2 separate regions of the Homo sapiens genome follow, and region 1 is linked to region 2. A link is a loop called in an ENCODE intact Hi-C map of the cell type or tissue named here. Cell type or tissue: PC-9. All regions are shown on one strand. Links, peaks and the distances in the headings refer to the core of each region. The heading gives the core; the rest is flanking DNA.

Evidence for each region. Peaks named below come from ENCODE experiments on the same cell type or tissue, not always from the same donor. Only the 100,000 strongest peaks of a DNase experiment are listed, where the experiment ranks them.
Region 1: it touches region 2 in a loop (20-fold over the local background); 96 of 110 quality-filtered maps call a loop at or near these places.

Annotation. Positions count from the first base shown.
Region 1 is chr18:58,112,832-58,128,700 of GRCh38, reverse strand. The region is part of intron 1 of NEDD4L (NEDD4 like E3 ubiquitin protein ligase); the gene reads right to left. Among named protein-coding and RNA genes, the nearest start is that of NEDD4L, 77 kb to the right of the region's middle. RefSeq lists an enhancer at 2,263-2,762. In PC-9, for the core only: a CTCF peak has its summit at 6,616 (motif pointing right); a DNase peak (open chromatin) is centred at 6,620; H3K27ac peaks cover 948 bases.
Region 2 is chr18:57,871,856-57,887,724 of GRCh38, reverse strand. No RefSeq gene overlaps it. Among named protein-coding and RNA genes, the nearest start is that of ATP8B1, 76 kb to the right of the region's middle. In PC-9, for the core only: CTCF peaks have their summits at 5,534 and 5,734 (motif pointing left); a DNase peak (open chromatin) is centred at 5,724.

The DNA of each region.
Region 1 (15,869 bases), core at 5,106-7,605, 240 kb before region 2:
ACAGAAACAGCAAGCACCATCCAGCCATAGCTGCCTACAAAGCACAGAAGACGTGGCCCCGCCAGGATTTCCAGCATCCGTCCCTGCTACAGGCAGTTGCCAGAGAGAACATAAACAAGGGTATCCAATGGAAGAGGGACAAGGGACAGGATTTACGTTGCACTGTTTATGCTATGGAATCTGTTGTTTTGGGACTCAAAACTTCAAGTTGCCGAGATGCCTGTATAATTGACTCAGAGGCCACGATATGGGCAGCTGGACATACCAATTCCCAGCCAGCCCCATCCAAACTGCCTCAAGGGGAGGGTTCTTTGACCTATTAAGTTTCCTGGGATAAGAAGAACTTTACAACCAGGCACAAGAAGGGATGCTAAAATAAATAAATGAGCACGCTGGGAGGCCGAGGCGGGTGGATCACCTGAGGCCAGGAGTTAGAGACCAGCCTGGCCAATGTGGTGAAACCCCATCTCTACTAAAAATACAAAAATGAGCCGGGTGCAGTGGCGGGAGCCTGTAGTCCCAGCCACTTGGGAGGCTGAGGCAGGAGAATCACTAGAACCCAGGAGGTGGAGGTTGCAGTGAGCCGAGATCGTGCCATCGCACTCCAGCCTGGGCGACAGAGTGAGACCCTGTCTCAAACAAAACAAAACAAAGGAAAGCAAAGCAAAACAAAACAAAACAAAACAAAAAAATTAGCCGGGCATGGTGGCACTGGGCTGAGGCACAAGAATCACTTGAACTGGGAGGTGGGGTTTGCAGTGAGCCAAGATCGTGCCAGCCTCGGTGACAAAGCAGGACTCTGTCTCAAAAAAATAAATAATAAATAAATAAATGTTGATTCTTTTTTTTTTTTTTTTTTTGAGACGGAGTCTCACTCTGTGGCCCAGGCTGGAGTGCAGTGGCACTATGTCCGCTCACTGCAAACTCCGCCTCCCGTGTTCACACCATTCTCCTGCCTCAGCCTCCTGAGTAGCTGGGACTACAAGCACCTGCCACCACGCCCAGCTAATTTTTGGTATTTTTTAGTAGAGATGGGGTTTCACTGTGTTAGGCCAGGATGGTCTCAATCTCCTGACCTCGTGATCCGCCTGCCTCGGCCTCCCAAAGTGCTGGGATCACAGGTGTGAGCCACCGCACCCGGCCGATTTTTTTTTTTTTAAATAAAGGTGAGGTTTCGCCATGTTGCCCAGGCTGGTCCCAAACTCCTGGCCTCAAGCGATCTTCCCGCCTCGGCCTCCCAGTGTGGAGATTACAGGTGTGGGCCACCGTGTCCAGCCTGAAATGAATAAATGAATCATAATGGCAAAGGTATCATCCTGAACCTTCACACAGCCAAAGAATTGTGTTTGTAAACAAATACAGCGCTGCCCACAGAATGTCGTCCTGTGATGACGGGGACGTCCACATCTGCAGCGTCCTGTGGGCAGCCACTAGCCGCATGTGTCTACGGAGCACCTACAATATGGCTAATACCACGGAGGACCTTTCTATTTGTTTTATTTAAGCTCAACTGGAATCTAGCCTGGTGTGGCCAGCACTCCTTTATGGGCCAGTATAGCTCTGGTCCGCCAGGAGGGAGGATGACAGGAGACGGGGTTTGCTATCAGAGAAAAGCAAGAGAGCATGAACAGGTAAGCAGAGAAGAAGGTGACCAAGCCGCGAGCAGCCGTCACCCCAGTCTCACCTATCCCGACAGGAATGCAGACAGAAACCCAGAGAGAGAATCGCAAGGGTTCTCTGGTCAGTCAACCCCAGGTGAGGACAGGGCTGCCCAGGCAGGCACCTCACCCCTGGGTGCTGGGGTGCGGGTGCCAAGGCAGAGTGAGAGTCTGCAGGGAACTGACATTCCTGGGGGGTGCAATAGACACCTGCAAAGAAATAAGCTAATTTTATGTTTAGAAAGTGCTACAGAGGCAACAGAAAAGGGTAACCGACTGCTGGGGAGGATATGGAGAGACTGGAGCTCCCACTTGATGCTGGTGGGAATGCAAATGGTGCAGATGAAAAACAGGCCAGCAGCTTCTCAAATGCTTAAATGTAGAGTTACCGTAACTCCATGGTTATTCCATTCCTAAGTCTATGTCCACACAAAAACCTGCACACAAGTGTTCATGGCAGCATCATTCTACCAAAAAGTAGAAACAAACCAAATGCTCATGAATTGATGAATGGACTTTTTAAAAAAACAGGTGGTATATCCATACAATGGGCTATTATCTGCCATAAAAAGGAATGAAGTACTGATGCATGCTATCACACGGGATGGGCCGTGGAAACACGCCACGTGAAAGGGGTCCCAAGCAAAAGACCCCCTAGTATGATTCCGTTTATGCAAAATATTCAGAATCAGCACACCTACAGAGACAGAAAGATAGGGTTCTCCAGGGGCTCAGGGGAACAGGGAATCACAAAGTCATAGCTAAAGGATACAAGGTTTCTCTTTCAGCTGATGAAAATTTTCTAAAATTGGCTATGGTGATGTCTGCACATGTGTGTGAATATACTAAAAGCCACCGCATTGCATCACCCATTAAATGGGTGAATTGTAAGAGATGTGAATTTGATCTCAATAATGACTGGGGAGAAAGCTGCAGCTGGAGTGTTCAGGCCTCTCGGAGCAACGGTCCCCTTCAAGGCTAAAGGGAGTCAGCCCCGTGAGGATGCAGGCGAAGGGCGTTCTGACCAAAAGTAACAACAGCAGATGCCAACTTCCCCAGACTGGAACCCGTTTGGTGCGTGCGCCAGGCAGACGGATGCCCGGGTGGCGGGACCTGCCCTGTCCATGAGGTAGCCACAAACAGCTGCCAAGTACTGGAGATGTGGCTGGCTAAATTGAGAGGTGGTAGGTCAAACTTCCAAGACCCCGGATCAAAAGAAAAGACTGTTAAATACTTGATTAATCTTTGTGTGAATACTGATTACATGTTGAAATATTTTTGATATCATGAGTTAACTAAAATGCATTAAAATTCATTTCACCTGTTTTCTTTTTAATGTGACTACTAGAAAAGTTACCGTACATAGGTGGCTGGCATTTGCGGTCCAAATTATATTTCCTGGGCTGCATGAGGCACAGAGAAGAGAGTGGAGAGGCTGGCAGTGGGGTGGTGACTCGAGATCATATAAGGGCTCAGAGGCATGAGGCAAGAGTGAGCTTTAGTTCTAAATGTGATGGGCCACTGAGGACCTGATGTGATTTCATTTCTACCATGAACACATCGCTCTGACTATTCCAAAGACTGGAGGTGAACAAAGAAGGGGGTGGCCAGAGAGAATGACATGAAAGCCTGCCTCAACTGGTCAGATTCAGAAACACACACACACACACACACACACACACACCCTCCTGGTGGGGGGAAGAGGACAGTGTTACAGTTAAGAGCCCAGGCTTAGAAACACATTGCTTGGATTTAAATCTCAGCTGCAACACAGGAAATTTCTGTGAGCAAATTATTTAACTTCTCTGTGCCTGACCTTTCTCATTCACAAATAGGTTATTACAGGCCAGGCGCGATGCCTCACACCTCTAATCCCCACAATCTATAAGTCAAAGTGGGAGGATCGCTTGAGGCCATGAGTTCGAGACCAGCTTTGGCAACATCATGAAACCCCATCTCTCAAAATGTTTTTTAATAAATTAGCTGGTGGCAAGCACCTGTAGTCCCAGCTACTCAAAAGGGTGAGGTGGGAGGACTGCCTGAACCCAGGAGTCTGACGCTGCAGTGAGCTATGATTGGACCACTGCACTCCAGCTTGGGTGACAGTGTAAGACCCTGCCATTCATTCATCCACACATCCATCCATTAATTAATTAATTACATAGGTTTTAATAGCCTTCCTCATGCAGGTTAATACACTCTTCTTCAAATGCTTAGAATGGTGTCAGGCACATAGGAAGCACTCAATAAATGTTAGTGATTATTATTGAATAAAGTATGTGAGGGAAGATGATAAACTTGTTTTTTTACTGAGAAACCAGGTAAGAGCTGGTGCCGTTTAGTGACAGTGGGCAGGATGTGGTGGTGAAGGCAGATCTGGGCAGGAAGAGCAGCGGCTCCATGTGGGCCACGTTAAGGTTGAGAATCATCTTGGTCCTCAAGTGGGAATGCCAGACAGAGAGGTGACTCTCTAAAGATGGAGCACAGAGGTGAGGAGGCTGGGCTGGCAGCCTCAAGGTGAGATTCCACTTACAGAGAGTGTTGGAAGGTTTGGGATGGATGGAGACAGAGCACAGAAGGCACTTGGAGCAGCACTTGGAGGCGGAGAAGCAGAGGAGTAGCCAGAGGGAGACCAAGGAGGAGCCATCGAGGAGGCCGGGGAGGAACAGACAACATGCCACACAGAAATCGGGCTTAGTGGAGTCAATGCTCTCAAAGGCACCGCAGGCGGAGGAAGATGAGGGCAGGCCATGCACGAGTCTGACCAGATGTGGTCCCTCACAGGCTCACCCAGGACAGCACAGCTGGCACTGACATCCGGCCTCCCACCCGGGGAACACCCTCTGGCACTCTCAGAAGGGACAGCTTGTCACCCGGTCATTGGAGAAGGAATGGACACAGTTACTAGACTGGAAGGGGCAATCGGAAGGCAGGCGCTGGAGAGGGCAGGATATAGTCTCTACAGGTCACTTCTTTCTACGGAGTGAGGCACAACAGGGGCAGTGGCCAAGAGGGACGTGGCACTGGTAAGGACATTTTTAAAGAGAAACGTCATAAGGCCTGTTTTTACGCTATTTGGAAGGATGCGGAAGAAAGGAAGAAACGAATAATGCAGGAGGAAAAAGGGTTAACTGCAGGAGTGACATCCTTGGGAAGCAGGAAGAAGATGCCTTGAGAGTGGCAAGGGGCCTGAGTGAGACAGGAGCTGGGGAAGCCTCCGCGGCAGCAGGTGGAAAGGTGGAGGCGAGACAGGGGGTCTCACTGACTGAACGGCTTCTTTCCTCAATGAGACAAGCAGCAAAGTCATCAGCTAGGAGAATGATGGGAGGTGTGGAGAACTGATGAGCAGAAGGTATGAAAGAGTTTTCTCTGAACCGATGAAACTGCTGCAAAAGTGTAATAAGATTCCTGATACAATGAGTGATGACAGCCGATCTGAAGAGATGCAAGTCCAGTTGGCAGTTTTGGAATAATTGTGAAAGTGGGTTTAACCAGGGTGGGGTGTCCAACCGGGGCGGGGGTCTCCTCAGGGAGTACAAAGCAGTTTGGCTGTTTACAGGAAGGGACCATGAGGTTCAGGCTACAGCAAAGTCCCCTGAGGGCACCGGAAAGGGGGTGAAAAGGTGGTGGGTCCACAGATTGGCAAAGCCCGGGATTTCCAAGACGATTTCAAGTGGGAAGGCTGGGAACGGAAGATCGCAGAGTGGGGTGCCTGAGATCAGGGTTCTAGAGGCTAACCTGGACGAGATCTAAAAAGGGTCACTAAAATGAGGTACAGAAAGGCAGCTGGACCAGAAGAAGTCAAGAATGGACAGGCCAGGTTGCTGGGTGGATACTCTGTGAAGAGACCAGCAGGGTTGGCGGTGTCTTCAAGGGCCAGCCAGGCTTCCATTAGAAAGAGAAGGTGCGGGAACATTCAGAGGTGGTGGAGGATGTAAGGATGCTGCCATGACAGGGAACCCAAAAGGCACAGAGGCAAGAACAGTATAACAGATATAAACAGTCAGTGGGGCCAGGTGCAGTGGCTCACACCTGTAATCCCAGCACTCTGGGGGGCTGAAGTGGGTGGATCACTTGAGGTCAGGAGTTCGAGACTAGCCTGGCCATCATGGTGAAACTCCATCTCTGCTAAAAATACAAAAATGAGCCAGGCGTGGTGGCACACACCTGTAATCCCTACTCAGGGGGCTGAGGCAGGAGAATTGCTTGAACTTGGGAGGCAGACACTGCAGTGAGCCGAGATCATGCCATTGCACTCCAGTCTGGGCAACAGAGCAAGACTCTGTCTCAAAAAAAAAAGAAAAAGAAAAAAGAAAAAAAATCCATCAGTGGGATGGGTGGACACCACTTGACAACTGCTTTGAAAGCAAACAATAAATCAGCCAGGTATAGCAGCCTCATTAACTCAGCAGTATCTAAATACACATCATGTGAAAAGTTACCACAAATTTTAAGTCTCTTAAAAAGGGCAAGTTGGAGGTAGCAAGGCAAACACCACTCCAGGGCTCACTAGACTTTTATATTTTATTTTATTTTATTTTATTTTAGACAGAATTTTGCTCTTGTTGCCCAGGCTGGAGTGCAATGGCGCAATTTCGGCTCACTGGAACCTCCTCCTGGGTTCAAGCTATTCTCCTGCCTCAGCCTCCTGAGTAGCTGGAATTACAGGCGCCCGCCACCACACCCGGCTAATTTTTGTATTTTTAGTAGAGACGGGGTTTCACCGTGTTGGCCAGACTGGTCTCGAACTCCTGACCTCAGGTGATCCACCCGCCTTGGCCTCCCAAAGTGCTGGGATTACAGGCGTGAGCCACAGCACCCGGCCTAGATTGAGTTTTAGACACTTGTCAGCAACTAAACACTGCCAACCCTGCCATCAGGTTGTGGGCACAAAACCATCACTTCCACCCCAGCCCTAGGGCTGAATGGCAGCTGTAAGCCAAAGGGCTACCACTAGAGGGCGACACAGCCCAAAGACTTGAGCAACTCCCAGGCACTGATTTTAATAAAACAAAGCTCTGAGCAGAACGAGTTGAAATTTCTCAAGTTCAAAAACCTAGTTTATTTTTTAAATGAAACAATACTATAAAAACATAGAAAAAACACATATATGGGTGTGCAGAGAAAAAGGTCTCAAAGGCTTCACACCAACCTGGTAACAGGGAAAATAAGACATGGGAAGGGAATGGGGCAAGGCAGAGAAATGGCAGACCTCCACTTTTTAGCCTAAAGGCTATGCTGAGTATTTTTCAAGATTGCATTCATATATTATTGGGATAATTTTAAAATACATTACAAATCAGAAAATATAATAAACATAGAAAACATATAGTTGGCCAGGTGTGGTGGCTCATGCCTGCAATCCCAGCACTTTCGAAAGCCAACACAGGATGATGACTTGAGCCCAGGAGTTTGAGACCAGCCTGGGCAACACAGTGAGACCTCATCTCTACAAAAAAAATTTTTGTTAATTAGCCAGCTGTAGTGGAACTCGCCTGTGGTTCTAACTACTTGGGCAGTTGAAGTGGAAGGAGCGCTTGAGCCTGCAGTGAGCCAGGGCCACACCACTGCTCCAGCCTGGGTGATAGAGAGACCCTGTCAAAAAAAAAAAGAATGAAAGAAAAGAAAGAAAGATTAACAACTGAACAAAACTTGCTACAGACAGAATCTCCAAACCAGCAGCATTCAGAAGGGTTCTAAAATCTATCTCACTGAATTCTGTAGGTAGTTCCTGAGGAAAACCGGGCCCCCAAAGAGTAATTTGCTCCAACAGGGGCCAAAGTTAAAATAACAGCCCACTCTCATCCAAGATCCTAATAACACACGTGAGAATCCTTTCTCTGTTGTGTCCTCTACTAAAATGCTAGCAGTTATGGTTTGGTCATCAATTCTCTATCTTACTAATATCATTCTACACTCTGTTCTCCCCACCAAAAAAAAGAGAAGACACTTTTACTTAGATCACATTGCTGAAATGGCATGTCTTCCTTTGGCTAAATTAAATTTTAACAAATATCTGTTGAAACTTTCATCACTTGATAGAAAAACATCACTTAATTATTATAAATCTAAAAACCTACCTAAGTCCATATCTTCAAATTATCTGCAATGTATAAAAACAGTCCAAGCAGAATATGGTAATAGTCACCTGAGTACATAAAGATACCAGTGGGGATGGGGGAGTGAGGGGGGGATTACATCTGTTGGACTAAAGAAAATTTTCCTGAATTTGAAGGTAGAAAGGGACTTTTTTTCTTTTTTTTGAGATGGAGTCTTGCTCTGTCACCCAGGTTGGAGTGCAGTGGCGTGATCTCGGCTCACCGCAAGCTCCGCCTCCCAGGTTCATGCCATTCTCCTGCCTCAACCTCCCGAGTAGCTGGGACTACAGGCTCCCGCCACCACGCCTGGCTAATTTTTTTGTATTTTTAGTAGAGACGGGGTTTCACTGTGTTAGCCAGGATGGTCTCGATCTCCTGACCTCGTGATCCGCCCGCCTCAGCCTCCCAACGTGCTGGGATTACAGGCGCGAGCCACCACGCCCGGCCGTGGCATTTTTTAAAGGGTGAACATTTGCTGCATACTCATTATGAGCTGGGCATTGTACTGATAGTATTTTATGTTTTGTTACCTCATTCCATCCTCACAAATCCCAGTGAGGTAACTGTAATTAACCTCATCGTAGAGGGAGGGAGAATACAATTGGCCAATGAATAGCAGAACCAGGACTCAAACTTAGGACTGCCTAATCCACACCTGCTCTTGGCTGACATCAGAAGGCCTTGTCTTTACTCCTCCTGGTGTGTTTCATTTCACCCCCTGCCTCTCTCCATCCTTGCTGTCTGGCCTCGACAGGGATTTCTGCCTTTCTATTTGGGCAGTCCAATCTGGCTGACGTCAAGGCAGCCAGAGAGGTTTCATGGGTTCTGAAGAGAGCAAGCAAGAAGGGATCCAGAGACTGGAGAGGCCGATCCTGGCAAGGAGACTTCTTCCTTAAAGGATCAACAGGCAGAGGGAAGATCTTCAAAGACGATTAAGGAAAATTATCAGATGGCTTGCTCCACAATGCGATGTGTGCCAATCTGCTGCAGAGGGAGATTAAAGGGGGCCTGGGGAGCCAGGTAAGAACAGGCCGTGGTGCTTGACCCTGGCTGCTATGAGAACCACCCGGGCAGCTTCTAAGCAAACCGCCAATGTCCAGGCCTGCCAGCCCCCGACCAATGAAGTCAGCATTTCTGGGTGTGAACCCCAGGGCATGGGGGCAGAGGTAGGGTTTTAAACCTCCCCCAGGTGATTCTGATGTGCAGCCAAAATTGAAAACCACTGGGCCAAACCAATAGCTAGGCGAACTGGACAGTTACACAGGGTCCAGCAGGGGCTGCAAACTCTCAGTCGTCCAGTCCCAGCTGGCTGAATCCACTTGTTATAAAGCTACACCGCTTAGCTTGGTGACATTCACCAGCAATTTCTGCGGCTAGGAACAGAGAGAACACACCAGGGCCATCCGGGACAGCAGGTCAGTGGATCGGGGTAAAGGTGTGTAGTGTGACTGCAAAGACACTGTGGCAGCTGCTGATGAAGGAGTCCAGGCTGATAAGCGATTCCAGAACACAAATGCCAGAAAGAGAGACTCCAGGGAGGCCCAGAAACCAGGCTGGGGGCAGAAAAGGACCTCAGAATAGCCTGGGTACCTTTTTCAACACAAATGTATACAGGTGCCCACACCTCCCCCACCTCCCCCATTGCTCTGGCCCTTAGGAAAGTGAGCAGGCAACTGGACTTTGGCAAAGCCCTCCCAGGCTTCCACTCTCCATGGCCCATGAGAATGACTGGAACAGAAGGGAAAGATGGGGACAAAGGGAAGGTGGGGCATGAGGGGTAAGGTTGGAGAGGGCAGACTGCAGAGCCTGAGAGCTTAGAGGTGAAGTGTTTTCAATGAAGACTGGCTTGGATTAAAGAGAAGGAAACATTATTGGATTTACTTCGCTGACAAAAGATGAGGACAGTGTATTAGCAAGCACAGCCACAGGGCTATCAAGAGCCTTTGGGATGACCCCGGGCCTGGGTAACAACAAAATCCAAGACCCAGAAAGGTAGTAGCAGGTGGTGTGAGCTGAGGTTAGGACCTTCAAGAGAAACCCAGTTCCGCTTGGGGGGCTGAAGAGGATCTGGAATCAGCGCCCACCCAGGGAACAAGAAATGTCAGCACTGAGTGTGATGTCAGCTCCCCCACCCACAGGACACAGGGGCCTTCACTGGAGAGTGGGAGAAAGTGTGTCCTTCCTCAGCTGGGAGATGAAGAAATCAGATGGGCTTCTCTTCGCTCTAGTGATTTGGTAAGTATTTCAGGACATCTTCAAAGATTCAGTGCAAAAGATTTGGCAACACCGCCCCCACCACCCCGCCACACACACACAGACACATACATACACACAAACAACAACAAAACAAAAAAGAAGAAAAGGGAGGATGAACAAGAGGAGGAATACAGGTTCCTAGAGTGGCGAGCACTGAAAAGCAGCAGCGCAGTTCTTTCAGATTTTTATTTTAATAAATAGGATTTTGTAAACAAATTGTTTTAACACACTCATTGATGAAGCAGAGCTTCTAGTTATATCCATAAAAGAGATGAGAAAGTAGGAAAAGCCACAAGTCTGCTTCACCAATTTCAGTTTCCATTTTTATCTACTCAAAAATGTTCAGACCACAAATTCTGCATCCACAGCCTCACGTCACAGGCATCATAAGCACCTGACAAGTGCTTACTGCGCAAGCAGCGCCTTACCAGAATCCGGCAGGATACGTAAGAGCATGTGCCTCTTGATAACCATGTGTTCACAAAGAGATCTGTGTGTTCACTGACACAGCAGATGTGAATTCTGAGTCATACACAGGTTAAGGTTCACTCTAACAACTTGGCAATGCCAGCCGAACTTCTGAGGCTATTGCATGAAGGAAAAGGGAAGGGAGCTAGTTAAGTCATCTTGAGGGGACAAAGAAATGTGGAGTGGTGCAGTCTCCAGTGTCAAGTCCATTCTTTCTGCTGGGCTGTCATTCACACTAAGCATACTGGAGCAGCTGTTCTAAAAAATGAAAGCAATGCCTGAATAAAGCAGAGCCAGCCACTATCCAGAGGTTAGGAGAGGGGAAGCTTCTCCTGGCAGCACTGACGAGGAAGACGGGAAACATTCTATACACTCCATGTCATGGAGTATATAGGTGTGTAGTGTGACTACAAAGACACTGTGGCAGCTGCTGCTGAAGGAGTCCAGGCTGATAAGCGATTCCAGAACACAAGTGCCAGAAAGAGAGACTCCAGAGAGGCCCAGAAACCAGGCTGGGGGCAGGAAAGGACCTCAGAATAGCCCGGGTACGTTTTTCAACGCAAATGTATACAGGTGCCCACACCTCCCCCTATTGCTCTGGCCCCGTCAGGGTAACCGTGAGCCACGTTTGCTACATTTCGAACAATCCCAGGGAAACTGGTTCAAAGACAACTGTGAAGCGATGAGGATGGTTTTCATACATACAGACCTCTGGTCTCATTAGCTTATAATTTTACCTTTTCCACTATAATGCAGTTCCCCAATAAAGAATAAAAAATGGCTGACTGCTTCCCATTTATTCCCGTAAATAAAGATTAACACACAGAAGCAATGTGGCTGACATCCAAACTCAAAAGTGTACACAAATCAAATTCGAATATGATAAAAAGTAAATTGATTGTGTATTATCTTGAACATAAATTATTCTGGATGGTAATGAGGATGAACTGTTTTTCCTGCTCCAAGGCAACTGGGCCTGGAGGTATTCTACTTCTTCAATAATATATGTGCTGATTTACATTAGTGTCTGGAACCATGACCTTAAATGAATCTGTAAAAAACAAAGCACTTGAGCAAAGAGGCGGTTCTGCAAATGCTCCAGAAGAGGAAAATCTGTCTGAAAATTCTTAGTTCATTCCTCAACTGTTTACTAAGCACTTGCTTTCTCCCAGGTATGTTAAGAGCTGCCGCTTTCTTACTCCTGAAATTCCCTTCTAGATGGAAGAAGCTCTGTCCAGCATATTCCTCCTGCCTCTCCCACCCTCACACACTCCAACCAGGGTAAGAAAGAAGGGCCAGCGTTGGCAGGAGTTTGGGTAAAGAACTGGCTGTGCCAAGCCAAGCCCCCGCTCCTTGCTGTATTGTATCCTTCACAAGGAGATCAGTCCAAAGGATGGACCATCAGTGTGAAGAGCAGCTCAAGCCCATGCTGGCACTCACCAGGGTGGGCATGGGGGATGTTAAGTCTGCCTAATTCCATGTTCTGTGTTAGGAAGCCCACTGGCCTGGACATAGAAGCCACATTCCTCTATGTTAAGCCTTTGCCCTAACAAAGGTGATGCTCTGGTCTCCCTCTGCAAATGCTTTTGTTATTTCTCTGGTGAACTGTACTTACTGGACCCCCTTGAGTCCCTTGAGCTTAGAACTGTGCTACTATTGTATAGGGCAGTACAGTTTACAACCCATGAGCTGGCCCCAAATTTAGGCTGCATTAGATGCACCTGAAGGGGTTATTTTAAATTGCAAATTCCTAAGACCCAGGCCATAAACTCTGATGCAGCAGATCTGCAGAGGGCTGACATCTGCGCCTGGAAGAACCGCAGCTAAACCAAAACCACATTATGAGAAGGCATGGAAAAAAATTCATGGATCTCTATACCTCTGAGCTTTAAAACAAAAACACAGTATTTTAATAAGTCTGATTTTCCACTTCCATAAAATTAAATGATTTTGTGGTTGATTTGGTGACTCACAGAAAATGCTTACAGGGCAAGAAGACTGGAAGTAAGAAACGCAATTCTGAGCGTGCTGTCTGGAAGAAGCGCTGTAATCAAATGACCAGGTGGTCACTGCGTTCTATCAGGATGTCAGCCTAAGTTAGCCAGAGCCCAAAGAGGCACACTGGGGTGTGCGCTGGGTCCCTGTGCAGGCACAGGAACCACTGAGAAGGACACAGTAGTTTTGGGGGAAAGTTGGCTGTACCGGGTTTGGTCAAGCTATCCAAAAATCATCAGGCCTAAACACGCCTTGCTCCTCCAATAACATCAATTTCCAACCCAAATTTAAAGTTAACAAACGTAGAGTGCTTTCTAGGGCCTGTCAAAGAGACACACTGTACTGATTTTGCTAACCTCTTAGCAAGGGAAAAATAATCCTATTTCAAGATCTATAATGTCAAGTTTGCCCAAAAGGTGAAGTTAAAACTAACTCTGTATTAATAATATTCCGGGAAGTGCTCCCCTCTGTCAACGTTTTGCTCATGTCCCAAGTGTCCCCACGGCATTGCCACGCAACACAAGAGAGGATGCACATTCCCTCCATTTAGGCAGCAGTTCAACAGAACTAACGGGAGAGAGTAAGTCAATCTTTCAAAAGTCCAAAAATCCTCAATCCCCATTCTCAATTCAGACCAGGTTCACAGTCTCCTTCCCCACCAGAGTTCTGGAAATTAGAATCCAGTATTTCTCAACAACTTCTACAAGTATGAGAAATTTAAACTCATCTTGAGAGGACTCCTGGGTTCCCTCTGAATATTTTAATATCCTGCATTAATGAGGAAAATGCAACTAACCTCCTATGTTTCCTAAACAGACTTGTCTTCCCGAAAAACTTGAATGTAAGCAGGGAATTGCATCTCCCCTAGGACTGCTTTAAAAACCTCTACCACTTACTACAATGGATTCCCAGAAGGCAACTGGACTGCATGATTCTAAGGCACCTACTGTGGGCCCAGAACCAGAAAAAAAAAAAAAAAAGAAAGAAAGAAAGAAAAGAAAAAAGAATGAAAAAGAAAAGAAAAACATCTCAGGCAAATACCAATAGGAGTCGGCAAGAAGACAAAGGCCAGTGAGCCAGGTTCACAATATCAGACGCCTAAGGTTTAGCCTACCACTGCCGCAGGTGGAATGACGGTCCCCCAAGATGCGCGAGTCCTAATCCCCAGAACCTGTGACTAGGTCAGCTTACACAGAAAAGGGGGATTAAGGCTGCAGATGGAATTAAAGTTGCTAATCAGCAGACCTTAAAATAGGGAGATTATCCTGGATTATCCAGATGGACACAATGGAATCACAAGGGCTCCTGAAAGTGCAAAGGGAGGCAGAAGGAGAGCATCCCAGGAGGAGATGTGACCATGTGGGAATGGCCACAGAGATGCTACTCTGCTGGCTTTGCAAACGCAGGGAGGGGACAATGAGCTGAGGCTGCTAGATGTCCTGCAGAAACTGGGAAAGGCAAGGGGATCCTCTCCTAGAGCCTCCGGGAGGAACACAGCCCTGGCGACACCTTGAGTTTAGCCCATGTTAGACTCTACCCTACAGGACTATGACTATGAGATATAATAGCAAATCCGTGCTGTCTGCAGCCACCGCTCTGCGGTCCTGCCTTACAGCAGCCACAGGAACCCCACCTGGGATGCTCCAGAAAGTCCATGCTCCCATCTTCACGTTCCAGCATGACTTCTGCCCATGTATGTCAAGTACTATACAAAGACATAATGGATTTTAAAAAGCAAGACGGTAAAAGATAAAGGTTTTAAAAAATCTCTTGACTGCTGGAGGCCAAGAGTTTGGGATCCCCTGGCACACACATAGACTTCCTGCTTTTTACTTTATATGTGTGTATGTGTGTGTGTGTGTGTATATATATATATATTTTTTTTAAATCTCCCAATGGATTCCAAAAGCAAAAACACCTTTACCCTACAAATGCTGCCCAACAGCAAAACTGTCACTAGAAGCAACACTTCATCTTGAGCGTAAATAACAAATTTGCCCAAGTACTAGAAATCTGTGAAAGCACGTTTTCTAATTTAGTTGATAAATTGTAATGATGGAAGGGTCACTCAGAGTTGTTTAAGAATGCACAGCCCTAAAAACTCAAAAGTGGTTTCTGCCTTGTCTCTGCCAGGGCCTACGTTCATATTTTAAAAACACAAAAAAACATTAAAGGAGATCTCTCCCAGCAACACAAGCGAGCCAAAGTGCCCTGCGGCTGGTATGAGAGCGCACATACCCTCACAGGGGACAGAGGACAGAAAACGTGGGCACTGAGGCCCCATGTCCCTAGCCGCAGCCCCCACCCCCAGCCATCTCGGTCTTGGGCAGGAAGACCCATGAGGTCCCAGTCTCAGTTCATAACTTGTCCCCCTGCATCTATTCTTGCCACCAACCCCACACCCCCAATCCCAATCCATCTGCCACACAGCAACTAGAGTGGGTTTTGTTTTGTTTTGTTTTGTTCTTTAACTTGGATAATGCCTCCCCTCTGCTAAAACCCTTCAATGACATAGCACCCCACCTTGAATAATGCCCAAATTATCAGCTCGTCCGTAAGGCCGTCCCACTTTGGCCTCTATGAGCCCCTCTTCTGGCAGTCTCTGCACTCCAATACAGACTTTATTTCAGTTACTCTAACCTGCCAGAGTGTCCCTGCCTGGGAAACCCCCTCCAGCCACCACAGTGTCCTTCCCAGGCAAGCTCCTCCCCTTCCTTTAGGTCTCAGCTAAAGATTTTTCCTGCTTCAAAAAGGTTCTTCCTGACTCAACCCCCACCAAAGAGAAAGTCAAACTCAATTTGAGAAGCCCCTCTAATTCTCTCTTGGAAATCCCTTTCCTTCTACAGCCATTGTTCAATCTGTAATCACATCTGCCTTGATTCAATAAAGGTATATTTCCCCAACTAGACCATAGACTCCATGAAGCAGGGACCTTGTCTACTCTGTCACCAATCATCATCAATCAAGCATGAAATTCAGACTCATCACTCAATAAAGTGTGTTGACCAAATATACAAACTACAGAGTGGTCAGCATTGCTCCCCTTTAGAAGCTGCCTTTAAGTTTGGGTTCCTCTAACAAACTATCACAGACTGCGTGGTTTATAAATAACCGAAACTTATTTCTCACAGGTTTGGAGGCTGGGAAGTCCAAGATCAAGGTGCTGGCAAATTCAGTGTCTGACTAGGGCCACTTCCTGGTTCACAGAAAGCACGTTCTTTGCTGTATCCTCACATGGTAGAAGGAGCAAACAAGCTCACTTGGCCTCTTCTTATAAGGGCACTAATCCCATTCATGAGGGCTCTACCCTCAGGACCTAATCACGTCCCAAAGGCCCCACCTCCTAATACCATCCCATTGGGGTTTAGGATGCAAATATTCAGTCTATAGTAGA
Region 2 (15,869 bases), core at 4,584-7,083:
GTGCTCAGTAATGTTGTTTTGAATCAAAGTCAAAATGTACCACTAAGTGAAGGGATTGATTCTCTCCGGTTCCTGCCGCATGGACTCTGAGATGAGCCGAGCCCCAGCACTGTTTTGAGTAAGGGTAGGACTGTTTGATTAAGGCAGCAAAAGGAAGAACACCATTTTCTAAATATTAAATACGTAGTCCAGGACAAGTCTCCAGACCCTTTCTGGACTTGTTTCTTCATCTGTAAATTGGGAGATGGGTGTGGACTAGATCATCCCTTGCCTTCCTTGGAGCCCTGACATGCCAGATTCTAAGGATCAAGTTTTCTAAGGAGACTGCTTTGAATCCCACCTCTCATCTGCATAGGTCACTGCTGGAGGATTTGGTTTCAATACAACCTCATTTTTGTGAAAACTCAGCCTCATATTTTCAGTTATTTACACATTGTATTTTCTAGAATCAGAGGAGCCCAGGCTGGAAAACCATTCATCAAACAATTTGGAAGCAAAAGTTCCTTCTTCATAAATCCCTCAGTGTTGGCAATATGCATTCTCTGTGGACAGATTTAATTCTTGCAAATGGGTCCTAGCTCTGCCACCACACATGAACCAGGACAAGCCTCAGAACCTCTGCTTCCTCAAATATGACCTGGAAAAATCATAGCCCCCTCCCCGTGGAAATGGTGTGAACTCACAAGTCAGAAAACGCAGTGTCTGGGCATGGTGCCTGGCATGAGAAAGCACCAATAGATACGCACCATTGGGATTGGGCTATCTTGACCATTACTATCAGGTGTTCCACTCCCGGACCTGCTCCATGGTACCCCTGTTGGTGATCTGGGGGATGGGTGGACCCTCTGGCACTATCCCTCTTTGGATCGTACTGTTTTCAAAGAAAAGTCATAATAATAGCGGGGCAGTTCTACTCCCCGCTCCCAGCTTGTATCCTTGGGTCATGTCATACAAAAGCAGTCAGGCCCCTCTTCTATGAGGCAGCCCTCAAACGCAGAATGCCAGCTAGAAACATCTCACTCCAGGATCCTCACACTTGTACTTTCTGCAATTGTTCCTCTTATAAAAATGAATTCCTGTTTTTTCCCCCCCAACAATTCTGACTCCTCCTCCTTGAAAAGGAACCAGCTTGTCTTTATTTCCTTTAAAATGGGACACAGCCATGCATGGTGGTTCACGCCTATAATCCCAGCACTTTGGGAAACCAAGGCAAGAGGGTTGCTCGAGACCAGGAGTTCAAGATCAGCTTGGGCAACATAGTGAGATCTCATCTCTACAAAAATTCAAAAAAATTAGCCAGGCATGGTGGCGCACACCTGTGGTCTCAGCTACTCGGGAGGCTGAGGTGTGGGCCCTGGAAGTCAAGGCTATAGTGAGCTATGATTGCACCACTGCACTCCAGCCTGGGCAACAGTGTGAGACCCTGTCTCAAAAAATAAAAATAAAAAATAAATAAAATGGGACATATGGAATGAAGCTGTAGGTGAGACTGGGCCTGAGTCCAGCAGAGGGGGAATGTCACAACTGCACACTGAATCACTTGAGAAGCTTTAAAATCTCTGATACCCAGGCCACACCCAGCCCGTTTACATCAGATTCCCCAGGGATTTGACATCAGTATTTTTAAATCTTCTAGGTGATTTCCATGTGCAGCCAAAGTTGAGAATCACTGTTATAGATGCTTATTCCTGTTAATGTGGTATAAAATTACAATCAACACTAAAGTCAATATTGAGTCATATTTAGTCTACTGTTAAAAAACAAAACAAAACACCATGTCTCTTTTTACATGATAGAAAGCCATTGACTCTCTTTTTTTTTTTTAGAGATGAGGTCTCAATACGTTGCCCAGGCTGGTCTCAAACTTCTGAGCTCAAGCAATCCTCCTCCCTCAGCCTTCCAAAATGCTACGATTATAGGCGTGAGCCACTGCGCCCAGCTAGTTCCCAATTCTTTGTTGTTTTAATTACTTACATACAAATATTTTATACTTATAGAGATTAAATATTTTCTGGTTAAATTTGTCTCTTTCATATAACCCAGACTGAGCATGTTGGCTCATGCCTGTAATTCTAGCACTTTGGGAGGCCGAGATGGGTGGATCACCTGAGGTCAGGAGTTAGAGACCAGCCTGGCCAACATGGTGAAACCCCGTTTCTACTAAAAATACAAAAATTAGGTAGGCGTGGTGGTGACCTGTAGTCTCATCTACTTGGGAGGCTGAGGCAGGAGAATTGCTTGAACCTGGGAGGCAGAGGTGGCAGTGAGCTGAGATCGTGCCACTGCACTCCAGCCTGGGTAACAGAGCGAGACTCCATCTCAAATAGATAAATAAAATAAAATAAAATAAAAAATAAATAAATAGAATTTTAAAAGACATATAATCCAGAAGTCAACAAACTTTTTCTGAAAAGGGCCAAATAATAAATGTTTTAGGCTTTATAGGTCATGCAGTCTCTGTCTCAAGTAACCAATTCTTCCATTACAGCGCAAAGCAGCCATAGACATCCATGAACAAATGAAGGTAGATATGTTCCAATAAAACTTCGTTTATAAAAACAGGCAGCGAGCCAGATTCTCCCATAGGCTATAGTTTGTCAACCCCTGTGTAAGTGAGCAACTTTATTTTGGTTCACAGTTCTGTCATATAACACATCGGCTTCTACCTTCCTTTGCTCAACAAATCAGATAAGCAACTTTTCTTTGTTTCCATCTAAATCACTGATAAAACTGTTGAACAAGACAAATCACACCCATTAGGATGGCTATTTCACACCCAGTAGGATGGCTATTCTGAAAAAGAGAAAATAAGAAAACAATAAGTGTTGGCAAGGATGTGGAAAAATTAGAACCCTTGTGCATTGCTAGTGGGAATGCAGAATGGTGCAGTCACTGAGGAAAACAGTATGGTAGTTTCTCAAAAAAATTCAACACAGAATTATCAGGTGCTATATTTCTGGGTATACACCCAAAAGAATTGAAAGCAGGGACTGGAACAGATATTTGTATATTAATATTCTTTGCAGCATTACTCACAATAGCCAAAAGCCAGAAGCAACCCAAATGTCCATCAAAGAATGAATGGATAAACAAAATGTGGTGTATACTGCTATGATTTTGATGTGATTTATCCCTACCTAAAACTCATGTTGAAATTTGATTCCCAACATGGCAGTGTTGGGAGGTGGAGCCTAGTGGGAGGTGTTTGGTTCATGGGTCCCCATCGTCACGAATAGATTAATGTTGTCTCACTCACAGGTATGAGAGAGAGCTCTCACCTGCTCAGGAATGGATTAGCTCCTGGAAGTGGGAGTTCTTTTTTTTTTTTTTTTTTTTAGATGGAGTCTTGCTCTGTCACCTAGGCTGGAGTGCAATGGTGCGATCTCGGCTCACTGCAACCTCCAAGCGATCCTCCTGCCTTAGCCTCCTGAATAGCTGGGACTACAGGTGTGTGCCACCATGCCTGGCTAATTTTTGTTTTTTTGTATTTTTAGTAGAGATAGGGTTTCACCATATTGGCCAGGCTGCTCTTGAACTCCTGACCTCATGCTTCAGCCTCGCAAAGTGCTGAGATTACAGGCGTGAGCCACTGTGCCCGGCCTGGGAGTTCTTATAAAGTGATATCACTGCTCTTGTGATATTGAACACACCTGCTCCCGCTTTGACCTTCTGCCATGTTATAACACAGCATGGAAGCCATCACCAAAAATCAGCACCATGCCCTTGAACTTCCTGATCTGTAGAACTATGAGCTAAATAAACCTCTTTTTAGAATAAATTACCCAGAATCAGGTATTCTGTTATAACACTAAACACATTAAGACATACATACAGTGGAATACTATTCGCCTTAAAAATGAACAACCATTTTTTTTTTTTGCTTAAACAACAGAGACTTTTTTTTAAGTTTATGGATACATAATAGATGTACATATTTTTGGAGTACATGTCTATATACATTATATATTATATATACACATTATATGCAGTCATATAATGTGTAAAGATCAAATCAGGGTAATTGGCACATTCACCACTTTAAATATTTATCTTTTCTTTTTTTTTTTTTTTTTTTTTGAGATGGAGTCTCGTTCTGTCACCTAGGCTGGAGTGCAGTGGCAATCTTGGCTCACTGCAAGCTCCACCTCCCGGGTTCATGCCATTCTTCTACCTCAGCCTCCCGAGTAGCTGGGACTACAGGCACCGGCCACCAGGCCCAGCTAATTTTTTTGTATTTTTAGTAGAGACGGGGTTTCACCGTGTTAGCCAGGATGGCCTCGATCTCTTGACCTCGTGATCTGCCTGCCTCGGCCTCCCAAAGTGCTGGGATTACAGGCGTGAGCCACTGCAACAGGCCTTATCTTTTCTTTATGCTAGGAACACTTGAATTATTCTCTTACAGCTATTTTGAAATATACAACAGATTATTGTTAAGTATCATCACCCTACTGCTCTATTGAACACTAAGCCTTACTTCTTCTATTTAACTAAACATTCGTACCAATTAATCAACTTCTCTTCATCCCCATCTTTCTCCTACTCTTTCCAGCATTTGGTAACCACCAATCTACTCTCTGTCTTTATGACATCCAGGATTTTTAGTTCCCATATATGTGTAAGAACATGCCACACTTGCTTTTCTGTGCTTGGCTTATTTCACTGAACATAATGACCTCCAGTTCCTTCAATGTGGCTGCAAAGGACAGGATTTCTTTTTTTTATGGCTAATATCCCATTGTGTGGAATATATACAATATAAATAATAACTCCTTACATATATACCACATTTAGGAGTGACATTTTGATATATGCCACATGGATGAATCTTGAAGACATGCTGAGTGAAATCCCCCAGATTTAAAAAGACAAATATTGCATGATTCCCTTTATAAGGGGTACCTAGAATAGAAAAGGTAAATTCATAGAGTCAGAGACACAAAGTAGAACAGAAGTTACCAAGGACTGGGAGGAGAGGAGAATGGGGAGTTGTTGGTTTATGGGTACCGTGTTTCCATCTGAGAAGATGAAAAGGGTTTGTAGATAAACTGTAGTGATGGTTGCACAATAACGTGAATGTACACAGTGCCACAGAGCTGCACGTTTAAAAGGGGTTATTTTTATGTATATTTGACCACAATTAAAAACAATAAAAACCAAAAGAGCCTGAAGGCCAGCCTCCAAGGATCTCCCTCCAGCTGTCATCAATACCTGAGACCATACACTTCAAATACAATCACCAGCACAGAGCTGGTGATAGAAAATTGTGAATAAAAATAACTGAACCTGATGTCAGCTTCTCATCTATAGCATCTTTCCTATCATTCACAGGAGATCATAATAGATCTCATAAATGCTTTAGCATGTCTACTCACTTATTAGCTCATCGATTACTCTACCTGCTTTGTCACCTGTAGAGGAAGGAACTGAGTTTCACTTTGTCATTCTAGAAAAGATGAGTTGATGGAGGCCTCAGGACCTGCCCCGCAGCAGCACGCAGGCTGCACATCAGGGCGTGGTTAGGAGCTGCTGTGTCTCGGGTCACCTGCAGCTTCTTGACCTGAACACAGAGCTGAGGTCTGCTGGGGCCCCTCATGACATGTATACCAATCAGCAAGGCCCTGTTCTTCCATGATTTTGCTGACCTCTGTGCATACGTTGCAAAATGTTCACGACATAGCAGACCATTAAGACAGCTATGCAGGCAGTGAAGGGAGCTGTCCCTGTGGTGTGGCGCTCCCTCTCGTGGTGAATGAGGGAAAGTTCAGACAGACAAGAATTGCACACTTCCATCTGCGTTTGGCATTTTTGTAACACAGTTAAGTTTGTCCTGTAATTTTCATGTTGTAACTATAACTCTAATGAAGACTTTTGCCTGTTAATCTGGAAATAACTAGGCCTAAGATTAACCAGAAAGAAAGAGAGAGGGAGGGAGTGAGGAAGGAAGGAAAAAAAGAACAAAGAAAGAAAAGAGAATTTTTAAAAAAGAAAAATTATGATGTTTTTCTTCTTTTTAGTTTTCGGTTTCCAAGACAGTGTTCTATGGAGGTTAAAATTCTCTTATGACATAGATTTATTAAGGTACAAAATTAATTTCCTTTTGTTCCATATACCAGCCCCCTTTTATTATTATCCCACAAAATTCCATAATACAGTATTTCTTATATCACCACAAAGAAAAAGGGACCTTTCTTTTAATCTAAAATGGAGGCGTACCAGCCTGGGAAACATAGGGAGATTCCATCTCTACAGAAAATAATTTAAAAATTAGCTGGGCATGATGGTGTACACCTGTGGTCCCAGCTACTTGGGAGGCTGATATGGGAGGATCACTTCTGCCTGGGAGGTTGAGGCTGCAGTGAGCCATGATGGCACCACTGCACTCCAGCCTGGGTGACAGAGTGTGCCCCTGTCTAAACTAAAATATAAAATAAAGTAGAATAATAATATTAAAATTAAAATGGATAACTACAACAACAGATACCCTTTAAAGGCAGTTTTTCATCTAGACACCCTATAAAGGCTTGAGTATTTTTCTCTTAAAAAAAAAAAGTGACTGGGCCGGGTGGGGTGGCTCACATCTGTAATCCTAGCACTTTGGGAGGCCGAGGTGGGTGGATCACTTGAGGTCAGGAGTTCAAAACCAGTCTGACCAACACAGTGAAACCCTGTCTCTACTAAAAATACAAAAAAAATTAGCCGGGAATGGTGGTGGGTGCCTGTAATGCCAGGTACTCAGGAGGCTGAGGCAGGAGAATTGCTTGAACCCAGCAGGCAGAGGTTGCAGTGAACCAAGGTTGTGCCACTGCACTCCAGCCTGGGCAACAGAGCAAGACTCATCTGAAAAAAAAAAAAAAAGACTGACTCAATATTTTTTGAGGTCACAAACTTGAGAAATAATAAAAAACTATGGACCCCATCCCTTTTTATGCCCCTAACATGTCATAAACATACAAAAATGACAAAAAAAAACTGTGTTGCAAATTGTATACAAAAAAATTGTGTGAAGAAATGTACACATAATTCCAGGAGATTTAGCCTCCCTCGAATCCATTCATGGATCTTGAATTTCAGGATAAAAATCCAAAAGGGACCCAACATTCCCTTCAGAATGGAAGTGTGTGGAGCCCAGGAGACTGGAGCACACTCCTTTCCTCAGGTGCCTGTAGCCAGGCCTGAGTTGGAGATGGAATAAGGACTCTGCATGGGAGAGCAGCTTACTGTTGTTAAGGGAGCTTGGGGCTTTATCTCATGGTCCCTCACAACTACCTAGTGCAGTCAGTAGGGAAAGAACCACTCATTGTGGGTTGACAGTCACTAGGGGAAATGTTAGAGAAAGGCAGGCAGAAAACAAAGACTTTGTCACAAAAAGCAAACCGTTATAAAGTATTTGCCTCTCTCCTCAACATCCGTGAAGTCATCCATCTATTTTCTGAAGGCCATGGGAAAGGAAATTGTATCAGTCTGTTCTCATGCTGCTAATAAAGATATACCTGAGACTGCGTAATTTATAAAGAAAAAGAGGTTTAATGGGCTCACAGTTCCATGTGGTTGACGAGCCCTCACAATCATGGTGGAAGGGAAAGGAGCAAAGTCACATCTTACATGGTGGCAGGCAAAAGAGAGAGCATGTGCAGGGAAACTTCCCTTTATAAAACCATCAGATCTCATGAGACTTATTCACTATCATGAGAACAGCATGGGAAAAAACTGCCCTCATGATTCAATTACCTCCCACTGGGTCCCTCCTGTGACACGTGGGGATTATGGGAGCTACAGTTGGAGATTTGGGTGGGGACACAGCCAAACCATATCAGGAATAATGATAGAAATTGTCTTATCATGCCTGTAGGAACCAATGACATTCATTGAGACTATATCCTTTCAGTGTAGTCATTGAGCTATACTTACACACGTGTTTGTGGGGACAACTCTTTGAGAGGCTAGCAACTGAACACCAGGTCTTTCCCTAAACTAATGGGTGTGCTATCAGTTGGCAGGATATCCACCCTACCAACAGTATCATCATCTTTCCACCATCCCTAAGCATGCCCACGTCAACTCCAGCAGCTGGGACTGCCCCATGATGCCTTACTATGCTGTCCTGCAGTGACTGGTTATACATCTGTATTCCTCAGTGGTGCTCTAGCAAGGCAGAGACCACCCTACCATACTCCATGCATAGCACAGTACCTGACACACAATCTCATTTTCAAACTCTACTCAGGAAACTTCCATATTAGTCTACATTCTCCCAAGAAGCAGATGCCAAAAATATTAAAAGGGGAAGTGCCTCTGTGAGAAAAAAATTAGGGACGGAGTTGGGTAAATATGGCAGTGCTGCTGAACTGTGATACAAGTCTAACCATGAGTGAAGGAGAATGAGAGAGAAGGTTGGATGGAAGATTCTTAGAACACCATGCAGGGCCGGGCATGGGGGCTCACACCTGTAATCCAGCACTTTGGGAGGCAGATCACCTGAGGTCAGGAGTTTGAGACCAGCCTGGCCAACATGGTGAAACCCCATCTCTACTAAAAATACAAAATGTAACTTGGTGTGGTGGAGGATGCCTGTAATCCCAGCAGGAGGCTGAGGCAGAAGAATTGCTTGAAGCTGGGAGGTAGAGGTTGTAGTGAGCAGAGATCATGCCACTGCACTTCAGTCTGGGTGACAGAGTGAGACTCTGTTTCCAAAAACAAACAAACAAAGAAACAGAACATGCAGTCTAAAGAAGGCTCACCAAAGTCAGGTGATGGGGAGTTGGTGGTGGTCCTTGAGCCAAAGTCAACCATCTGAAGAGCGTGTGGCCCTGAATGAAGCTTAGGCCTTAGCATTCTTGCCACCCTCATTTGTTGGCTGAGAGCAGTGAATAGTCAGTGTGACCTTGGTTCAGACATGCAGTTGGAGTTCTGTGAGTTCATCTGTGTGGCCATCACGTCTTCTATCCTGCTAACTCATTGCAATTCTCCAGCTTCATTGTGATCACCAGTCTACTAATTTCACCACTTTTACCGGATCCATTGTTCCTCTGTGTCTTCATTTTTCTTCTAACCCTTGTTTTGGAGCCCTTCCCTAGAATGTCTGCATCGCAGGCACCCTGAACTCTGTGAGCCTTCTCTCAGGTGCCCACCTGGTCTAGTAGCCACTAGTAGATGTTTATTGCCATATCCTCCTTCCTCAAAGATCCCTCATTTTGTTCATGGCATTCACTGTCTTATCCTAAGCCATTAGTTCTCAAGCTTTGCCGTGCATCAGAATTGCTTGGGGGGCTTGTTAAAATACTGACTGTAGGGCCCCACCCCCCAGAATTTCTGATATAATAGATCTAGAGTGAGGCCCAAGAATTTGAATTTTAAACAAACAAGTTCCCAGGTGAGGCGGATGCTGCCGGTCCAAAAATCACACTTTGAGAACCACTGGTCTAAATCCATCCTAGAAATCCCTTGGTGCTTGCCAATGACTGATTCAGGAGGACCAGACTGAAGCCACCAGCACATGGCATTCCCATGGTAACTGTTAATGCCTGAAGGAAATGCCCTGTCTTCCCTGGCTGGTGAGAGCATGAGAGGGTTTCCCTCTCTTTTGCTCCACATGAATGAGGAAGCGGGTAGAGGTAGACTGACTGCCCCCAGCCACTGCATCACAAGAGCAGGGTGCAAGCCACGAGAAGCAGCCAATTCCATAGACAGCCAAGTAGAGGGAAAAAGAACCTGAGTCCTTGATGAACTCACGGGGCCACTGAATCAACAACCCTGGAGCTTGACCTACGTCTGAACCTTCTTTTAAGTTCAATAATTCATTTTCTTATTGTTGAAGGTGGCTTGAGAGAGGTTTTCTGTTACTCACAATGAAAAACATCCTAATTGATACACCTAGGAAACACCAAACCCTGATCTAGCTCTACTGTTTCTTGACTCTACCCACACCTAAACAGATGAATACTTTTAAAAAATCATACAAACCAATCCAACTTGGTTTACTTCAAAATTATGACCACAACTCTCACATGACACCTAGGAATGTCTGTCACTCCACTTACAATTCCTGAAAACATTCCCCTCTTACTTTCTGGGATGCTTATTCCACACTTCCTTAAAGACATATGAAATCTAATCATGTTTATCACCCTCACCTGCCCCCCCCACCACCCATCTCAGCCAACAGCATTGCCCAATATATCATAGAAAGGTGGACAGTCAAAAAAGAACCATTCCATCCCTACCATCGCATCTATCACCTTACCTGGGCTTGTACCTGCAAAATCCACCTTCTCTCTTGGTAGGGATGAAGGCCACTCCTCCACTTGTGCTTTGAGTTTCAATCTCCTTCTGCTCTCAAGAACTCTGCCCTTGCAAATATCCCCTTCATTCATGCCATATTGATTGTCCCCTCAACCAAATTATTCCCATTGGCAAATAAACATGATTTGATTTCATATGTCTTTAAAAAGTATTCTCTCTTGATTCACTCCAGCCACTCCCTCTTTTGCCTGCCCACTTTCCACCTCCCATGGGCTCTTGAACCCTCTCCAACTGAGCTTTTGCAGTGTCCACCATTCAATCAAAATGGCACTTCTTAGAGTTATTATCATACTACAGGGTGACCCATGTCAAAGACAGTTCTCCATCTTCACCTAACTAGATCTGCCAGCAGCGATAGACACACTTGAGTTCTCCTTCATTCTCAAAACACTTTCAGGCCCTGTGACTCTCCTCCCACCACACTGGCCTTTTTTCCTTGACTAATTCCTCTTTGGCTCCTCAACCTCTAAATATTGATGTTCTTGAGGACTTTTGTCTTCATCCTTCTCCTTCTCTATATCCACACTCCTCCTCTAAGTGATCTCTTCCAGTCCCAGGAAGATATAGAATTGACCACGGTCAAACTCATAGTTTCCTCTCTGGCAAGCACCAGACTGACATCCTACTGTCCACCAGATATCACCACTTGGATATCTGACAGACTTCTCAAATTTGGGGTCATATGTGAAGGGATTAAAAGACCTGGAACCGCACTAAACAAGCCAACAATCATTACAAATAATATGTAGCAATGACTTACATTGTCTATAAAAGCACATGGTTATCACACAATTTGCTTGAGCAAGCTCTACATATTGTGTGGTTGTTGAGTAGAACTGTTTGTTGACCTAAATGCACTTACTGATATACCCATGCAGTAAAATCCTTTTATGTTACAGGGAGCAGAAAATCTTTCTTTAGCATCAGTTTGATGAGATGCTGGATGTCTTACCTCTCACAGGCAGCAGGGGTTACCTACTTTTCACCCCATTGAAGGTCCAGTCCAGCTCTGTGGTCCAGTTGACAACCATCACCATAGCAACTTATATACTCATTTCTAGCAAGAATAAATAAATATGTCTTGAAGGGCAGGCTGTCACCATTCTACTTGATATTGATTCTGCTGCTCATGGACTTAAAAAAAGCTACCTTTTTTGTTTTGAAATAAGTGTAGCTGGCCGGGAACAATGACTCACGTCTGTAATCCCAACACTTTGCAAGACCGAGACGGGTGGATCACCTGAAGTCAGGAGTTCGAGACCAACCTGGAAAACATGGTGAAACCCCATCTCTACTAATAGTACAAAAAAATTAGCCAGGTTTGGTGGTGCATGCCTGTAAGTCCAGCTACTCGGGAGGCTGAGGCAGATAATTGCTTGACCCTGGGAGGTGGAGGTTGCAGTAGGCCGAGATCACTCCACTTCACTCCAGCCTGGGCGACAGAGCGAGACTCCATCTCAAAATAAATAAATAAATAAATAAATAAAATTAAAAAAAGAAAAAGAAAATGTCCTTCTAGTCCTACTTTTCTAATAGCCTTATTAATTTTTTTAAAATATTGTTGTAAGAACAAACATAGATCTATGGAACAGTATAGGAACTCAGGAATAGACCTATTTACATATTGAAACTTAATTTATGATAAAGAGGGGTCCATACAACAATGGGGAAATGATTATATGGTATACACTTTGAGGGAAACAAATTCACTGTATGGAGAAAAATGAATCTGGATCCCTAAATGAAAATACATGAAAAGGTGGATTTTAGATGGATTATTGGCTTGAACATGAAAGATAAAACCGCCAACTTAACAGAAGGAAATATAGAAAAATATATTTGTCACCTAAGGATGAAAAAAGACACTTTTAGCAAAACTTTAAGAGCATAAGCCACAAGGCAAAGATAAATATTTAAGATCAAAAAAGGATAATCATGGACAAAATTAATGAGAGATAACAGAACGGTCGAAGATATTTGCAATTCCTAAAACTGAGAAAAGGATTGTTTCCCTAGATACATGGACCCCCCCACAAATCAATGAGAAAATAAACTAGCAGTCCTTCTTTTTCCATGGTTGCTTATGCTTCAGGTGTCATAGCTAAGAAGCAATTACCTAATTCAAGGTTACAAATATTCATACCTGTTTTCTTCAAAAGGTTTTGTAGTTTCAGCTCTTTTATTTAGGTCTATGCTTCATTTTGAGTTTATTTAAAATGGCATAAGGAAGAAGTCCAACTTGATTCTTTTTGCATGTGGATAGCCAGTTGTCCCAACACCATTTGTTAAAAGCCTATTCTTTTCCCACTGGATTGTCTTGGTACAAATCAAATTCATAAATGTATGAATTTGGCCAGGCATGCTGGCTCTCACCTGTAATCCCAGCACTTTGGGAGGCCAAGGCAGGTGGATCACCTGAAGTCAGGAGTTTGAAACCAGCCTGGCCAACATGGTGAAACTCTGTTTCTACTAAAAATACAACAATTAGCCAGGCTTGGTCGTGGGTCCCTGTAATCCCAGCTACCTGGGAGGCTGAGGCAGGAGAATAGCTTGAACCTGGGAGGCAGAGGTTGCAGTGAGCTGAGATCACACCATTGCACTCCAGCCTGGGTGACAAGAATGAAACTCCATCTCAATAAATAAATAAATATGAATTTGCTTATGAATTCTCAACTCTATTCCATTGACCCATATGCCTATCCTTATGCTAGTACCACACTGTCTTGATAACTGTAACTTTGTAAGCTTTGAAATCTGAAGGTGTGAGTTTTCCAACTTTGTTTCTTTTTCAAGATTGCTTTGGCTATTCTGGATCCTTTGCATTTTTTATTAGTCCATTTTCACACTGCTACGAAGAACTGCCTGAGACTGGGGACTGGGTAATTTACAAAGGAAAGAGGTTTTTTGTTTTTTTTTATATACTTTAAGTTCTAGGGTACATGTGCACAACGTGCAGGTTTGTTACATATGTATACATGTGCCATGTTGGTGTGCTGCACCCATTAACTCGTCATTTACATTAGGTATATCTCCTAATGCTATCCCTCCCCACTCTCCCCACCTCATGACAGGCCCTGGTGTGTGATGTTCCCCTTCCTGTGTCCAAGAGTTCTCATTGTTCAATTCCCACCTATGAGTGAGAACATGCGGTGTTTGGTTTTTTGTCCTTGCTATAGTTTGCTGAGAATGATGGTTTCCAGCTTCATCCATTTCCCTACAAAGGACATGAACCCATACAAAGGAAGGAGTTTTCATTGACTCACAGTTCTGCATGGCTGGGGAGGCCTCAAGAAACTCATAATAATGGCATGAGGCAAAGGGGAAGCAAGACATCTTCACAAAGCAGCAGCAAGGAGAAGTGCTGAGTGAAGGGGGAAGAGCTCATTATAAAACCATCAAATCTTGTGAGAACTCATTCACTATCACAAGAATAGCAGGGGAGAAGCCACTCCCATGATTCAGTTACTGCCACCTGGTCTCTCCCTTGACACGTGGGGATTATGGGGATTACAATTCAAGATAAGATTTGGGTGGGGACACAAAGCCTAACCATATCACATTTTCATATGAATCTTAGACTCAGCTTGTCATTTTCTGCAAGGAAAAGAAAAAAACAGCCAACTGGAATTTTGAAAGGCATTGCATTGAATCTGTAGATCAATTTAGGGAGGATTGCCGTCTTAACAATATTGAGTCTTTCAATCCACAAATATGGGTTTCTTTCCATTTATTTAGGCCTTCTTTAATTTCTTTCTATGACGTGTTACAGTTTTCAATGTCCAAGTTATGCACTTCTTTTGTTAAATTTATCACTAAGTATATTATTCTTTTTTGATGCTATTGTAAATTAAATTGTTTCCTTAGTTTTATTTTTTTGAGTTATTTATTATTAATGTATAGCAATATATTTTCTTTTTGTGTATTGACCCTGTATCTTGTAACCCTGCTTAACTGTTTATTAGTTCTAATAAGTTCTTTTTTAGGTTTCTTAGGATTTTCTATATACAAAATCTTATTATCTGTAAATAGAGATCATTTTATTTCCTTTGTAATCTAGGTTCCTTTATTTATTTTTCTTGACCAAATGCCCTGACTAGAAACTTCAGTACAATGTTAAATAGAAGTGTTGAGAGTGGACATCCTGGTGTTATTCCTAGTCTTAAGGGGAAAACGTTTAGTCTTTCATTCTTAAATTTGTGTGCCATTTTGCTATTCTTTTTCTATGTCTTATATATTTTTTATTTCCTATTCCTACATTACTGCTTTCTTTTGTTTAATGGCTATTATCTAGTATACAATTTTAATCCCTTTGTTTCTTTTACTATATGTTTTTAGTTATTGTTTTGGTGGTTTCCCTGTGGAATACAATTAATATATTAATTTAAAATAATATAGTTTGGATTAATACCAACTTAATTTCAACAGTATACAAACATTTTGCTGCAATATAACTTCATTCTCTCATACCACTTTTGTGCGATTTTTGTCATACTAACTATACATTATAAACCAACATAGTTGGTTTATAGTTGGTTCATAATCATTACAAATCAACATAGTTTTATAATTATTACTGTATGCAGTTGTCTTTTAAATAAGAGAGGAAAAGAAAGGGGTTACAAATAAAAACACTTTTCTGCTGTCTTTTACATTTACCTATGTAGTTACCTTTACCATACTTTTTATTTCTTCATGTGGATTTAACATGTAGGGTTCTCTCATTTTATGCTGAAGGATTCCTTTCAGAATTTCTTGTAGGGCAAGTCTGCTAAAGATGACTTCTCTCAGTTTTTGTTCATCTGTAAATGTCTTAATTACTCCTTTGTTTTTTGAAGGTTTGCTGATATAGAATTCTTGGTTGACAATCTTTCTTTTAACATTTTGAATGTCATCTCATTGCCTTGTGTAGTGCACAGACTGGTACCAAAACAGACATCTCATTGCACTGAGTGCAGTGATGTGATCTCGAGTCCCTGCAACCTGCACCTCCCAGGTTCAAGCTATTCTCCTGCCTCAGCCACCCAAGTAGCTGGGATTATAGGAGTGCACCACCATGCCCGACTATTCTTTTCTTTTCTTTTTTCTTTTCTTTTCTTTTCCTTTCTTTTCTTTTCTTTCTTTCTCTCTCTCTTTCTCTCTTTCTTTCTTTCTCTCTCTCTTCCCTCCCTTCCTTCCTTCCTTCTTTCCTTCCTTCCTTCTCTTTCTTTTTTGTATTTTTAGTAGAGACTGAGTTTCACCATGTTGGCCAAGCTGGTCTTAAACTCCTGGCCTCAAGTAAACCACCTACCTTGGCCTCCCAAACTGCTGGGATTACAGGCGTGAGCCATCGCACCCAGCCTCAGCCATTTTTCTTAAATAAGTGCTTCTCAATATTTTCAGTTCTCAGCATGTTGCAAGCCTTTAGTTAATTTTCACAGTTGTAAAAGTTTATTTTGACAATGTTCTCATTGCTTTAATGGAGTAGTGAATTTTTGGAGTTCCTTGTTTGCTGTTTTGAAGATGTTCCTTCTTGACTTTCTTATAATTTCCATCTCTTTGCTGAAATTACCCATCGGTTCATGTTTGTTGTT